2 separate regions of the Mus musculus genome follow, and region 2 is linked to region 1. A link is a loop called in an ENCODE intact Hi-C map of the cell type or tissue named here. Cell type or tissue: left cerebral cortex. All regions are shown on one strand. Each heading gives the region's core, and the rest is flanking DNA. Links, peaks and the distances in the headings are about the cores only.

What was found. Hi-C counts contacts between places; a loop is a spot of excess contacts. Peaks named below come from ENCODE experiments on the same cell type or tissue, not always from the same donor. Only the 100,000 strongest peaks of a DNase experiment are listed, where the experiment ranks them.
Region 2: a loop joins it to region 1, with 5 times the contacts of the local background. A loop is called at or near these places in 5 of 42 quality-filtered maps.

The regions. Positions count from the first base shown.
Region 1 is chr13:83,657,320-83,664,887 of GRCm38, reverse strand. It overlaps Mef2c (myocyte enhancer factor 2C), which reads right to left. Exons shown (of 11, transcript NM_001347575.1): 11 at 1-2,485. The coding sequence ends at 2,257. Gm52044 (a long non-coding RNA gene) reads left to right here and starts at 2,581. Exons shown (of 3, transcript XR_003950630.1): 1 at 2,581-3,336; 2 at 4,708-4,762; 3 at 6,371-7,568. In left cerebral cortex, for the core only: CTCF peaks have their summits at 2,735 and 3,989 (motif pointing left); a DNase peak (open chromatin) is centred at 2,558; H3K4me3 peaks cover 981 bases; H3K27ac peaks cover 4,431 bases.
Region 2 is chr13:84,344,094-84,351,661 of GRCm38, reverse strand. It overlaps Gm41011 (a long non-coding RNA gene), which reads right to left. Exons shown (of 2, transcript XR_873707.3): 1 at 2,763-7,568; 2 at 1-1,028. Among named protein-coding and RNA genes, the nearest start is that of Gm41011, 4.0 kb to the right of the region's middle. In left cerebral cortex, for the core only: a CTCF peak has its summit at 3,625; DNase peaks (open chromatin) are centred at 4,083, 4,346, 5,293, 5,679 and 5 more places; H3K4me3 peaks cover 4,356 bases; H3K27ac peaks cover 5,000 bases.

The sequences.
Region 1 (7,568 bases), core at 924-5,923:
AATTCTGGATTGCAGATCAAGTTAAGAAAAATATAGCCTCGTTAATAAGGTCTTTTGGCTTCTGCCACCCAGCGGCAGCCTTTTACAGTGAGAAACATGTATGTAGCAACTATGCAGGTAAAGGGGGAAAAAACTGGATAAGCACGTCCTACACGTGACCTGGCAGGGCTAATGTTACTGCATTCTTTGTTCTGTATGTCAGGATTAATGACAGGATGAATCGACAGATCTTCACATTCCAAGAGAAGGGAATAATTCCTAGCCTGAAATACCACTTCAACACTATATATTGACTCTTTATGGCACTCACTTTTAAAGGGGTCTGAAAATTAATCCCTTACACAAGAATATTAGACAAGAGTTAAATTATCTTGAAAATTAAAAAAAAGGGGGGGGGACATAGAGAAAGGTTTGTTTTTTTTTTTTTTTAAAGTGGGATTTCTTGAAATGGCTGTTAAATTTCTTTATTGAAGAAAAAAATAGGTGACATACATGCTTTAGGCAGAAGTGACATTTGGGGGTCCTGACACACCAGGCTGTTCAACAGTCCTATACTGCTGACAACATTGTTATGGGTCAGTTAAAATCATGAAGGTGGATACCAAGTAACTACCCTTTAACTGTTTCCTTCCTCTCCAGCACCCAGGCTTTCACCTTGTTCTCCTCCAGAACTCTGTAACTTATCCATCAAGTAAAGCAGGTCGGTCGCCCCCAGGACCCAGCTTGCAGGACTTAGGCTCCAACACAGCTTCTTACTCTGGGCATATTTCTAAAAAACATCCAACTCAAGGCTGAAAATAAACTATGTAAATTTAGAATATGGGCAAGTTAGGATACAAACTTACAGAATTCCAAGATGTATGGTGAAATGAAGAGAGATCTGAAAGGGGCCCTGCTTTTGATAAAATGAAAAGAAACCAACAATTCAAAACCAAACCAAAAAAAAAAATAGTTTGAAAGAAACCAATTAGTATATACAATGGATGTCAGTTGACCCAATAGTTTGCTGACGTTTTAAAAACAATTTAGGATGTTGCAATGTAATATGTTCTAACCCCACAGCTTATCCTTTTGACAGCTGACCTTGAACTTATAAAATGTATGCAGAGTAAAAGAAATCAGAAAGAAAATAGTTACTCAAATGTGCAACTGCACAAATATACCCCCCTCCCGCTATTAAGAAAACAAAACTTCTGCCATTACCATAATATTATATATATTAGAAAGCTATACACAAGCATGTTAATTTCACAGATTTTTAAAAGATTCTTAATATTTTATATAATTAGAAATACACATTTCAAAAACAAAACTTCTACAAAGAGAAAACAGTTATCTTGGTTAGCAAAGCATGGAGATCCTCATGGCTTAGGGTAGTGCTTTCTATACAAAAAGTCCTTGGTGGGTTTTTACAGGACTGTTTAAAATATTAGCGAAGCTATTGAGGGAAAAACACATTTTGGCTTAAGTAAACTACAAAAAGCCACAAATGCTTTGCAAACTCTTTCTTACCTTTTATATGAAAATAAGCAAAATGTAATGTACATATTTTTATATTTTTATTTAATAAGAGATGCAGACCCAGATTTATTTATTTAATTAAATATGTTAGCTCTCAAACGCCACACTTTTTTTTCCCTTTCCTTTCCTTTCCTTTCTTCTCTTTTCTTTTAAGGTAGGTATGGTCCTCTCTGAATGGTTTCTGATCCTTTTGAATGAGTGCCATACGCCAATGATATGCCTGCAGGTTTGTGAGCGTGCTTGGATGTTAGGTGACAGGCGTGTTCCTACAATTACCGGTAGTCACCACTTGCCGGGTCTGTCCAAACCTCTATACATTTTTCTATATGTTGCATAACAGCTGCTCTCTCTTTCAGTAAAGATCTGCCGCTTTTGGCAAATGTTTCCTTTTGTCTATTTACATGTAAATAACGTTGAACCTGCAACATGACACTATCTATTGTAACATACATTTTGCAAAGGGTCACAACAGTGAAAAGAAGTTAGCCTTAAAATCTATTTTGTACAAGTGTTCTGTTGTACAACTCAAGTGCTAAGCGTATCTCAGCATTTCTGTTTATCTTTATACTGTATCACTGAGGCAATTTAAAAGTACTTTTACAAAACAGAGTACCTGACTTTTTTTTTTTTTTCCACACACGGCACATATAATGCATATCGACCCCCCCTTCCCCATTAAGGTATAGCACACACACACACTGCAAGAAAAAAAAAAACTATTAAGTAATAATGTGATCATGTTGCCCATCCTTCAGAGAGTCGCATGCGCTTGACTGAAGGACTTTCCCTTTCGTCCGGCGAAGGTCTGGTGAGTCCAATGGGGGAGTGGAATTCGTTCCGGTGATCCTCTCGGTCGCTCCCATCGTAGGAACTGCTACAGCTGCTCAAGCTGTCAACAGGAGACCTCCCCGCCTCGTGGCGCGTGGTGTGTTGTGGGTATCTCGAAGGGGTGGTGGTACGGTCTCTAGGAGGAGAAACAGGTTCTGACTTGATGCTGAGGCTTTGAGTAGAAGGCAGGGAGAGATTTGAACTCTGAGATAAATGAGTGCTAGTGCAAGCTCTGTAGGAGGAAAGGAAACCCAGTTACAGATGGAGGAGGCCTGCAGGCCCCGGAACTCACATTACAAACACATCAGCTTAAAGACTTGCATAGACTCACATGCCCCGCGTGAGTGCAGCTAGGCACTAGGGGCAGCACAGCCTAGAGTCATGGAGAATGGCTGTGCCTGGTGGTAAACACACTACTTAACTGGCCCAGGCCTCAGGGAATCATCTCCAGCTCCTAAGAGACTCTGTAACTGTATAGATTACCTTTTCATAAAGGACTAAGACATGGTACAACAGTCGTTCTGTGTTCACGGAATTTTCCCCTTATACTATTTCCAATCCTTAATTTTCTGAACCTTGGAAGATGGTGTTTGATTGTTGAATGGGACTTTTTTTGTTTTACCAATGCCTGTATTTGAGATTATTTTTAAAAACGTGTTATTTAAAAAAAAAAACCTCTCTCCCTTCAACCAATATGCCCATATAAATGGAGATATGTACTACTAAGGGAAAGCAAACAGCTTGAACCTCAAATGAACAGAATACATCAAGCACTGTATAATTATATATAACTGATGAAAAGTTTGGGAGGGGGAGGAGGAGGGAAAAGACTGAATATTATTTGCACAAAATTTAAAAACTGGTTTAAAATCGTCTCACTAAAGCTGTTACCTAGCTGGATTTTCTCTATCATTTGCAGCTGTGTCTGTAGTTCGCAATTCCTTTAATCTTAACATGGATAAGCAGCAGTAACAATGGGTGCTTAAGGTAATACTTCTCTTATTTATAACTAACAGTAACAGGTGAATCTGTTGTTACTGAAGGAAAGAGTGTGGCAAAGAAGGATGGAGTGTGCCATTACTGTGTCTCTGATCGTCACTGAATGAGAGTGCACTCTGGGAGACTTAGGACAACCCTTAACCTAAGAGAAAAGCATTAAGCCATTAAGTGTGGACTGGCGTTGAGTGACTGATCAGGGTGAACTGTGCTCAGTCGGCTGTCATCAGTGCTAAGATTTTTGCGTGCTTGTTTGTTTTGTTTTGCTATTGCTTCCTGATCGCACTGACATGCACGTCTAGTCAATCTGATCCAATTGTACTGTCAAGAAAGTACTGCTGTCTCTTTAATTGTGGGATATTCACGGAAAATAATTATATGTACAGAGACACCAGTTTTAAACAAAAGGAAGCAAGGCTACCTATTAATGTATGCAATTATGCAGCTCTCTAACAGAGAAAACTACGTGTGGGCAAGTGTCTTTCTGAACAGCGAGACAAGGCGAGTGTATTTTAGAGACAACAGTGGCATAACTTGGGTCTGGCCTTTTGGGAGATGCGACACAGGGTTAAGATGTACAGAGGTAGAAAATTAGTCAGAAACGAATTTATCTTTGAGTAATGTTTTATACAAAAGCACCACCTACTGGCGAGGAATGACTCTCCCCTTGTTAGTGGATGCAATAACATGGAGGACATTAGAGAGGGGGCTCTGTGTTGCTTTAATTTAAGAGCCCCCCCCCCTTTTTTTTAGGCAGTCTGAGCTCAGCTATAGATGCCAATCGCAATGCACATGGTTTTCAATCTCTGTTTATTCGTGGAACTACTTATCTGAAGCTTATTATTTTAGTCTATATTAGATCTCTGATTTTTCTAAGACTTTTAATTAAACTGTCTTTAAATAAAGATTATATTAAGATGGGGGACAGGAAAACACCTGTATTTCAAAGGCTTCATAATGGTGGACTATTTTATTCTGGTTCAAAGTTACTTAATGATTCATTTTGATGTTTGAGGAAATCCTCTTTTGATTTCAGGAAGAAAGAGTTTTCCTGGCTCTGGGTAAGAAAAGCTATTCACTAACGTTTAATTAAGTGCTTCTGCTGTGGATCATACAAGAGCTTAATAGTAAATGCAAATTAGGAGCCTTGAAATGACACAGCATATCAACAAATACTTTTCCTCACTCTTCAACATTTAGCTTCTATTCCTCTAAATACAGTAGAATGGGAAACTTCTAAAAGTTTAGTGAGTTGGGTTACATAGGTAACTTGTCTATATAAATGAATTTAAAAGTAGTACAGACAATATGATGTGCCTTTAATGTCATGAGAAACATGAATTATCCTTCTATTTGTTTCAGTTCCCAATATCACTGGTCATGCAGGAGTTTCGCTGCATCTTGCTCCCCACAAAAGGTAGAGTATTAATTTGTTGATAACTCTTTTCCATGTCTGAAACCACTTAACTGGTGGTGGGATTTCACTTGACAGCACACATGTACACAAGCTTAGTCTGAGCTGGGTAGCTGTTGGAATTAAGTCTGCAGCACAGAACTCTATATGGTGTCTCCAGCTCGACTTCATTTCACTTTACTACAGCCCGCAGCATAGACTGGCTAATCTCTGCTATCAGAGGTACTTTCTTGCCAACAGAAGGCAGCTTTAATACTCCTTAACTGAACATATGCTAGCTTGTTCTTGGGAACAAAATATAGCCGTAGATAATTGTGAGACTACAGGTGTGAGTGACTGAGAAAGAGGTAGGAGGAGGGGCGGGGTCGGGCACTCGGGTAATTTGTCAGGCCCTCTGAGCTACTTCTAATCCACTATACAGGATTTTAAGCTGAGAAAACTTACCCTTCCTTCAAATTTCTCAGAGATAAAGTGTGAATAGTTTTATTTAAGTTCCTCTCACTCTGCACCCCAATCAAATCAGGTTTTCTTACTAGACTTATCTTTTCCCTATCTGTGAGGCAGAGGCTCATTACATATACCAGTCTGGCCTCAAACGTTTAATCCTCCTGTCTCAGCTTCCTAAGTGCTGAGATGATAGGTATGCATATAGCACTCAATTCAATCCTTTTTTTTTTTTAAAAAAAGATCGATTTGTTTTTATTTATGTGTATATGCGTATATGTCTGTGTGAGCATATGTGTGCAGGTGCCTGAGGAGGTCAGGAGAAGGTGTTAGATTCTCCAGAGCTACAGTTACAGGCATTTGTGAAGCACCTGACATGGCTGCTGAGGTTTCTGCCTAACTAGTAAACACTTTTAGTTGCTGAGACACCACCTGCTCAGGCAACGCAGTCCTGGCTGGCCTGGTACTTACTATATAAGGCACTAGCTTGGGACCCCACCAGTCCTTGAGACTAACCTTTTAAGAATAACATTTATTCCATGCCTCCTCCACCCCCAACTCCATTCTCAGTATGGATTGAGTCCTGTCATCAACAACAAGAAAATGTCCCTTTTCTGGAAAATATTGTCCAGAAAGCAGGTTGTCCTTTTCTAGACAGCAATAAAAACAAAACAAAACAAAACAAAACAAAACAAAACAAAACAAAACAAAACAAAACAAAACAAAACCACCTAAAAGTCAAGGGTTGTTCCTCTAAAATGTCGAGTTCCCCTCCAGGCATGTCTCTTTCTACACAAAATTAACATTGCTTCTCATCTAAACTCACCGGATAAAATGCATGCTACATAGTTTAGAAAGCCTAGCTTTGAAGGCAGTGCTTTTAAAGGACAAAGTGCGCTTGTCTTTCGCAGACAAAGAAGAGTTCTATTCTACTCTTGCAATCTGGAGAGAGAATTACAGTAGCCATTTTAGGCTTCTGGGAGGACCGACTTTAGTGGAGCTAAACATCTCTCCCCTTCTTTGCTTAAACTACAGTTCCTATCCAGAGGACGGGCACTCAGCGCAGGTCCGTGAGGTGGTTTGACTTGAGAAACATATTCAGTCCCTTTCACGGTAACTGATCCATTCTCTCATAAACTAAAGCAGTTTATGTACTTTATTTTACAGAAACATTAGAACGTGGGGGCTTTCTACAAAACAGTTTGTAAGGGGATGAGACAGCTTGTCTGAATACACCTTTCAAGAAGCCACCGTGAGAGAGAACTAGGGAGAACATGTATGGTGACAGAAGAGGTGGGTGGTGTTAACAGTGCTTTCCTTCTGAGATGTAGGGATGTGATGAAGATCAAGTGCACACCGTACACTAAACTCAAACTATGCACACGATGGTTGGCTCTGAAAGAAATGGTAGGAATGGAGTCCTCAGCTACTTCAATTCTAGTTTCTTCTAGTCGGGGTCTCCACTCACTCCCTTTTCATTTAAGCCTTGTAGAAATTATGTTTCCTGCTTGTGATAGGTTTTTAAATTGTGGGTATAGTCAAAATAACAGATATGTGTATAACCTCATAACTAAAAATGATCTGGTGTTACAAGCAAAAGAAAAGTGGCATTCTAATGAAATGGCGTGGGACTTAAATGTTTATTGTGAATTTGTTTATTCTGTGTATGTGAGTGCAAGTACATGAACACCTATAGTAACCGATCCTCTCCTTCCACCATGTGGATCCCAGCAATCCAAGTCAGGTAGGTTGTCATAGTTATTAAGTGAGGTTTGGTGACAAGCAGCGTTAGCCCTTGAGCCACCTGGATGGTGTGATTATAGGGCTTTTTGATATGGATAATGTCTTTCAGGGGGATGGAATTTAGTGCTATGACAGATGAATTTTGTGAAAAATGAGAAATGAACAATTCCTTTTCTTACTGACAAGAAGTAGGTCAGTATAATATTGTGACTACGTATGTAAACTCCTGTGGATAGTATTACGAACTTGGTGGCAATTTCCAGAAAATAAAAAGTTATTGCAGCCAGAATCTACTTACATAATTAGCACTGGAGGGAAAGTTTAAATGTCTTAAAAAGAGAAACTCATTGTATAAAATGTAAAATGTAAAATATGTTAAAAGCCTTGATACATCTTCAATGTCAACACTCTTTCAAGAAAGCACAACCATGATGCCATGTGGATTTGCTTCATTGCACACACAGAAGGCTAGGTTTTCCATGGCAGTGAGTAGTCAATGGGGTGGCCGTGGCAAGTGCTGACTGCTGAATGGTATCTCAGAACTCTGGTCTATGTTCTGTCCATACCAAATGATGTTCAGTGGGAGAGGGGAGACAAAGGGGCAAGAACAGCGAGTTGTAGT
Region 2 (7,568 bases), core at 967-5,966, 690 kb before region 1:
CCTATTTGAATGGAGGGCCGTATATGAACCTGTGTGGGGCAATCAGCCCTTCCTCAAAACCATCACTAACACTAGAAAACGCTAGTTTGGAATCATTACAGTTAGCTTAGCCTGGAAGATAGTAGATGCTGTGGCCAATACATTTGGCATGATTAATGAGTGGAATTTGTGGCAGCAGGAAAAAAAAGTGCTTTTTAGTGGAGGAATCTTAAAATCAAAAACAGTGGTGTGTGTACTCTTCTGCTCTTTGGTAAAGGATGACTTTATGCTACAGGTGGACTTTTTTTTTTCCCAAGGTGGCCTAGAGCCTTAAAGCCAAAATGCGACATTTACATCTCTTGATTTATAGACTTCATAACCTTTACTTAAGAATTTACACAAAGTCAACTCCCAGTGTTTCTTTTCTAAGTATGTCCGTACTTGAACAGTTAGAAGACACAGATGCTATTAACAGCCCAGACTGGGGATGACACTCCAAGGCCCATGGATAGCAAACAGATACAAACCTAAAATAAAACTGAGGCCTGTTTGACTGATCAACTGTATTACATCACAGCAGGCCCTTAATCTTGGTGTTAGCCACATTTCACAGCTAGGTTTGTCCTCCAGCGCACTCTGAAGCCCACCGGGAAGGAGAGGGCATCTCATCAGTATTCCTCCTGATGGATTGTTGCCAAGACAAACGAGCTTACAAGCAGCCATGAGAAGATGAGAGCTCTTTAAAATAAATCCACACGAAGTTCTTAGCAGGCAGGAATCCATCCCTATCTGACTCTAGAACTCTGAAGCAGACATTTAAATAACTGTGGACAAATTCAGCACTCGGTCTATACTGCCCAGCTGTCAGCTTCTCAGGGAACCATGGAGAAATATGCCAAAGGAAGCAAAAGCCTAAAGGTAGACCAGGTATAGGCGTCATTACGTCATTACTGTGAATCCTTCCAAGTGTTCAGGATGCTTTTGTTGGTGATGCATTTGCCATACATGGAACCAGTGGGAGCCATCAGTAACTAGAGCTCAATCTGAACCTGTGAGGACAAAGGTCAATCTTCAATAAAGGTTTGGGAAACATTTGGCAATAAGGCATAGTCCCAGACAAGGGAACGATTCTGATCTCCAACCATTATTACTGGTTAATCTTTCTGCTCAACTCCGTGCAAAAGCCCGGGAACCTGTGTGATTTCTTATACGTTTCACCATTATACTGTATTTAATACCAGTTTATCAACGGAGCATCTGGGCAGAAATATCTGAACACATTTATCACATATAGCATTGTAATTATTTACAAGAAATCTACATTACACATGGGGAGGGGGGAGACAATCCCTAAAATTAAGAAAGTATGTATCCTCTGGGGTGCTGAAATTGGTGAGATATCTCAGTGGGTAATGCTATAGGAAAGGCACCTGATGAAAAAAAGCAATGCTACAGGACTCCATTTCTATGACATTCGGGGGGAAAAGGTGAAGTGTGGTGATGGAGTCAAGGTCAAAGGTCTCTCAGTCTCAAGGGTAAGAGAAGAAGCAACCATAAAGACAGTAAAGGAATTGGGGAGCTGTTGTTTCCTGCTTCCAGGACTGTGAATCCATAAAGCTTACAGAATTCAGCACCCTTAAAGAGCGGCTTTCACTGTATGTAGATTGAAATTTTAATTCAAGACTATAAAAGCTTCTCATGGGCTACACTTTTCTTTCCCCCATTCAGGAAAATTGTCTTCTGAGTATTCTGATTCCTTCTGCTTATCATATTCAAGATTTTAAATTTAGCATCAGCGCCAGCTTTTCCATAAAGCCTTCCCATGAGTATGTTTCCTCATATTCTAGCTCTTTAAAAGGAATAAGCATTACTCAGAGCTCGAATCTTTATGACTAAAACATGTCCTCTCCTTCCTCCAGTTTCCACACCCATTCCCTGACACGATTTTATGCCTCCTATCATGCAACTTCTGTGTTTTTGTAGTCTGTTACAGTGTTATGTTAATAGACATTAACATTGCATTAATATCACATTCTCTTGTGATTTGCTTTTTCATCCAACACTGCCTTCAAGATCGTCCATTCACTCTTAATTGCTGCCCTGTTTCACTATAGGAATGTACCAACTCGCCGCCGGTTCACTGCAGTCTAAGAGCTCTCTGAACTGTTTCCTGTTGGGCTGGGAAGCACCACCTACATATTTCCCTCCAGCTAGAGCAGGAGCAGCTCAAGGGCAGAAACCGTTCTGAGCTGCTTGCTGTTTCTTTTCCTAATTTCCGTGGCACCTGGGAACTGCCAGCCACGTGAAGCGCTTTGCCTGGAAGATATTGCTCTGTTCTCGGCACACAAAACGCCCTCGATTCAAAAAAAAAAAAAAAAAAAAAAGTGTTCGGTAAATAATCTTAGCAAAGTGCGTGTTTAAATTTGCTAAGCCCTCACTTGTCCACCGAGTAAGATTTAAGGGGAACCTGCTGCAATTTCCTCTAGAAAGTCCTGAAGGTATTTCAGGGCAGAAGTAGATCTATAAAACAAGGTCACGCCACAGTTCCGGTTCCTCCTAAGAGGATCTCCAAGCACTCTAAAAGCGCGGTTTTCGCGACGGTATTTTCCCCAACTTTTAAAGGAATCCAGGTCAGTTCAGTGCGTTATTCAAAACTTGAAAATGTTTAGGGCGGCTTGGAAGAGCCTTGGTCACAGTCTGCGTATGCATAATACTAGCAAATTCGCCTTCTCACAGAATTATTTTTCCTTTCCGTAGGTCCCAGGTCATGTTTCCGTACCTACCATTTAACTTCCCACCTCAAGCAGGTCCAGCGCCACTGGTCGTACTGCTAGCCGCACTTCCCAACCTTCCTGCTCCTAAGAAGATATAACACCCTTTGATCTCCTCTCCAGTGCTTTGTGGCTTAAGGAACCTTGATGTGCAAGACAAATATGCTCTGTAACTGTGCGCACGCGGAACCATCTATCATCACCCTGCCTTTAAACATGACCGGTACTTTGTGTGTTTCAGAGAAATTAATCTGCTGTTTAGTGGAAGAAAACCAAGGCAAAACCATCTTCCTGCATGCACCGTCTTCTTGCAGACTCAACAGCATTTTCAGTGTCTCGGGCTCCCGCTCCGTAAACCACAAACTTGACCTTCGAGCGGATTTCAAAAGCAGAGGTTTCCTCCCTCTCCCTCTCTGGCTCCTATGGAGCGCCTGGGCATACTTGTGGGTAGCAGCTGCATGTACCAGAGCTGGGAACTATACGTCGAGGAGACTTGGAGATACTAGTGGGCGGCAGGGTGGGGGCTGGGGAGCGAGGCAAAGATGGGCGGGAGGAGAGGGAGAGAGGATGGGGTGGAGGGGGAGGATAGATCTGTCTGCATATGCATGAAGCACCCAGCACTGCCCTCTTCCCAAGCAGCTGCTGTGTGGGAGGCGGAGGAGGAAGGGGGAAGGGAAGGACTAAGATGGGCGGGGCGGCAGAAACTGCCTTTAAACTGGACCTCGGTTTGGAGGGCGAAAGAGGTGATTTGCATGGCGTCCGGTGATTGGCTGAGGTCCGAGGGCTGGGTCTGAGAGGCGGCCTCTGAATGGTTTAAGGAGAAAATCTCTGAATTCTGATTTCTAAAGTCGGGACCGCCGGGTAGATGCAGTATGCAATCAGGACGCAAGGAGGCGCGATGTCCTATCTTTGTTCTGCTTAAAAGGTCTTTTTCCGTCCTCCTTCAGCCGTCCCCGCCCCCACCCCCACGCGCAGACTCACGCAGAAAGTGCAGAGAAACCCTGTGATCCAGTCAACTGGCACTGCCCCGTCTATTAAGAAAGATGAACGCTCCTTTCTCTTCCATCTCCTTCATGGGAGACCACTTTTCATTTCAGATTATCACATCAATAAATATTCTTCGAGGAACAAAAAAGGCACTTTGCCAAAAGATAAAAGAATATATGTGAAATGTGTGGACTGTAGAGAAAGGCACTACACGAAGGCAAAAGAATAGAAGCACATATGTAAATAACGCACATAATCACATCAAGAACACAAAACACAAGGGCAGATACAGACAGGGCACCCGGAGAGAACGTGGGCTGCTCCCAAGGTCCTCAGAGTCTGCATGCTTCCCACACGCAGAGGCACACACCCGCTGATGAGCCAATGATCTTCCCCAACACACAAGCACACACACATAACACACACCTCAGAAAAGGCATTCACGCGAATTCACACGCAGTGAAAATTTTGCAGAGGAAATACTAGAGCAGAATTAAATGGTTTATCCCCTCCCCCTCCAAAATATACTCAAGCAAAATGATTCTACTTGCATATTACTAATACACGCAGGGCACTGAAAGGAGGAAAATGGCTCCAGTTGGGGCACACAGTGGAGAATACGTGTGTACAATGCATACACAGACACACGCGCGCGCGAGCATCTGTGGGCGGGACACACCCACAGCCTGTGTCCTCTGCCCATGGGCACAGGCAGAGGACAGATTCCATCAGCAGCGCTCAGTACAATTGTCGGAAGAAGAAACCCACCCTATTCGGCAACTATGAAACATGTCAGAGTGCCAAGGGTTTCTAAGACCCAGATCAATACATTCTTGTTACAAAAGTGGTCAAAAAAATAATTGATGCATCTTAGATAATTGAGTGCTGTAGCATATTCGCTCAAACAATACTTCGAAATGACTTCAGCCTGAAGATAGCTTTCTAAACTGAAAAAAAAAAAAAAATCCCTAAGAAATTAGATGTTCATTTGCTTTCTCTTGTTTTTTTATTATTATTATTTTTAAATAATAGTATGAATGCTAGTAGAGACAGCATTTTTCTCTTCCTCCAAAAGAGGGGAACTGATTTTGTTTTGTGAACCCAGGAGCTTTCCAGTTGGTTTCCCAGTGAAAAAGGTGGCAGGAGGGTCCTCTGCTTACCCTCCCAGCCAGACAGCACCACAAAAGGCATTATTACACATCCCAAATTGCAAGGGCTGTCTATATATTTACGAATCTGTTCAAATATTTAACCTCTTAACTTGCTAAATACCCCCTCTTCTTCCTTTCTCCTCTGCGCTCTCCCTCTCCCCCCTGTCTGTCTTCTCTCCAGTCCTTTCTTTTTTCTCTTTCTCTTTCTAAAAAGGAAAGGCATAGAAAGCCCCTTTCTGGAGTTCTTGGAGTGACTGTCACAGTCTCCACCTGACACTGTTTTACTAACGATTTCCTGTCCTAACAACTGTGGGAGCCTTTTTGTTTGTTTGTTTTTTGCAGTCCCAAAGACCGAGTTTGAACCCTCAGTTACATTTCTTAAGTAGAAGCGTTGAGGTTGTCCGCACCCCGCCCCCTCAGCGCAGCTTTTTAACAACTCCTAGGGAAAGCTTTGCCTACATCCGAGGGAGCTTACTGACACTCTACAAATCTCCTGATTCCCGACCCTCTCGATCCCCACACTCTTCATTCGGGATAAACGCTTCTTTGGGCCACCTCTTTCCTGTCAAGGGACGAGTAGAGGGACGAGTGCACAGGAAGAGATCTTCCAAAGACAGCCTGAAATTTTCGTTAGTGTGGGGTGAACAGGAGCGAGGCGCACGTCTGATGCTGGGACCGTCTGGGACCACCACCACAGAGAATCTCAGCCTAAATCTTCTTTTACGGGTCAAATAACGCATTCTAAGGGGCAGAGCAAACTGCGAAGGTATCTGGTGGTGGGCCTTTATGCAGGAACATAAGCTTTCGCAAACATCGAGGTTTCCTTATGTTGATGGGTACAGTGTGGGTACAGCGTGGGTAGAGCGTGCGCACAACAGACTGTGGAACTGACCCCTCACCTCCCAGGCCGCTGCCCAGCCCAGCTCCGCAGGCGGCAGCCCAGGAGAGGGTTCCCATCGATGGATCAATCCACAGATCCATTCCCCCAAAGTGCTCTTGCCTCACCTAGGACTTTCTCCCGTGACACCATTTAAAGTAGCCTGAAAGTGCTTCTCCATGCCTTTGAGGGAGAGGGAGTCTCAAAGAATGTCGGGAAAAGTAAAATAAAATAACAGTGCCGAAAGGAGATTGACTCTCAGCGAATTTCCTCTGGCCTAAAAAAAAAAAAAAGAGAGAAAAGAAAAAGAAAAAAGAAAAGAAAAAGAATAACTTTATTTATAATCCGCTGCCAGCCTTATTTCAGAGAAGATGAAACAATGAAGGTGCAGTTTGGCCAGACAGTAAGATGAGTTTTCATTTGCCCTTTGTTCAATGGTAGGTACATACCAGTTTCAAAGAACTTCGGGGATCCCTCAGCCTGCAAGGTAATCCAGCTCCTAGCCCGCATAAGCATCTTACAGACAAACAGCCCTCAGCCCTGACACTTGCCCTCAGCCAAACTCAAGTTAGGATCACACCTGTCAGTGGTCCAAGAAACTCTCGCCCCCAGAACACCCCAGCAGCTGGACTAACTTAGTGAAAAGCTAAGCTCCCCTCAGTATGGCAATGAACTTTGCTCGCTGCTGTCGGGAGCTAGCACGCCCGCATCAACAGCTCTCAGGGCCCCGCCAAAGCCTTGAGCAAAAGGATAACATACATATTTTTAAGTGGCTTACAAATAAAAAGAAACTAAAAAGAAAAAAAAAACCCAACAACAAAAATAAAAACATTTATGCTTGCTGAAGAGGATGAAAAGCTGTTTGAAAACCAACCAGAACACAAGTATGTTCCCTTTGTGTGCTACATTAGAGGTGGAAGCACACTAGTACTGCATACCGTAGGCACACCCTCTAAAATGTGTGGGTTCGCAGGACTGTATGATTGTCCACCTACTGCTCAAGCCCAGAAGAAAACTGCTACGGTTACTGTTGTTCTAGTTTCTTATCAGAAAAGATATTCATTTGAACACATTATCTAAATCTGCGTAAGAATGAAGGCTGCTTGTCATGCGTCCTTCGTTTTCAGTAATGTGTGCCACCCAATTAGAAGCAATTTAGGCAATCAAGACCGTAGGAGAGAAGAAGGTGTTAAAAATAGGTTTTCTAAAGCCTCAGAACTCTAATTTGGAAGAAAATCTAAAATTACATATGTAACGTTTCTTTACATAAAATAAATACATAATCTGGGAGTCTCTTGTTCCTTTTTCCCTGGGGTCCCTCTCTCTTTGCCTGCCTGGTTCTTAGGTATTCATAAGAGAAGGGAAGTGTAAAGATCAGAAGAAAAGGGTCTGAGGTTTCTAAAATACCTAAAAGATCTGGGAAGGGCTTGGAACAGTTTTTCCCTGGCTTCTCTCTGTCACTATGTCCCCGGACCTTGGTTTTCTGACCCTATCTGCCCTGGCAGGAAAACCGCGGAGAGGTGTGGGGAGACCTAGGGACCCCCTTTCAGGACTAGAGTTCAGAGCCACGGGTTCCCTAGCTGCTTGGGGAAGGCGGACTGGGGAGGTGTGCTCTACGTGTTGGCAGAAAGTTGAGAAAGAAATCAGCACCTTCTGAGGCTTGGACTGGCAAAAAAGGTGAAGATGTATTGAAAGAAAGGGGAAAACACGAAGGTGCACGTGTCCACACAGAAGGGAGAAGGCAAAACTAAAAGATATAAAAGAAATGATAGCCTCCAGAGGACAAGAGAACATGCGACTTGG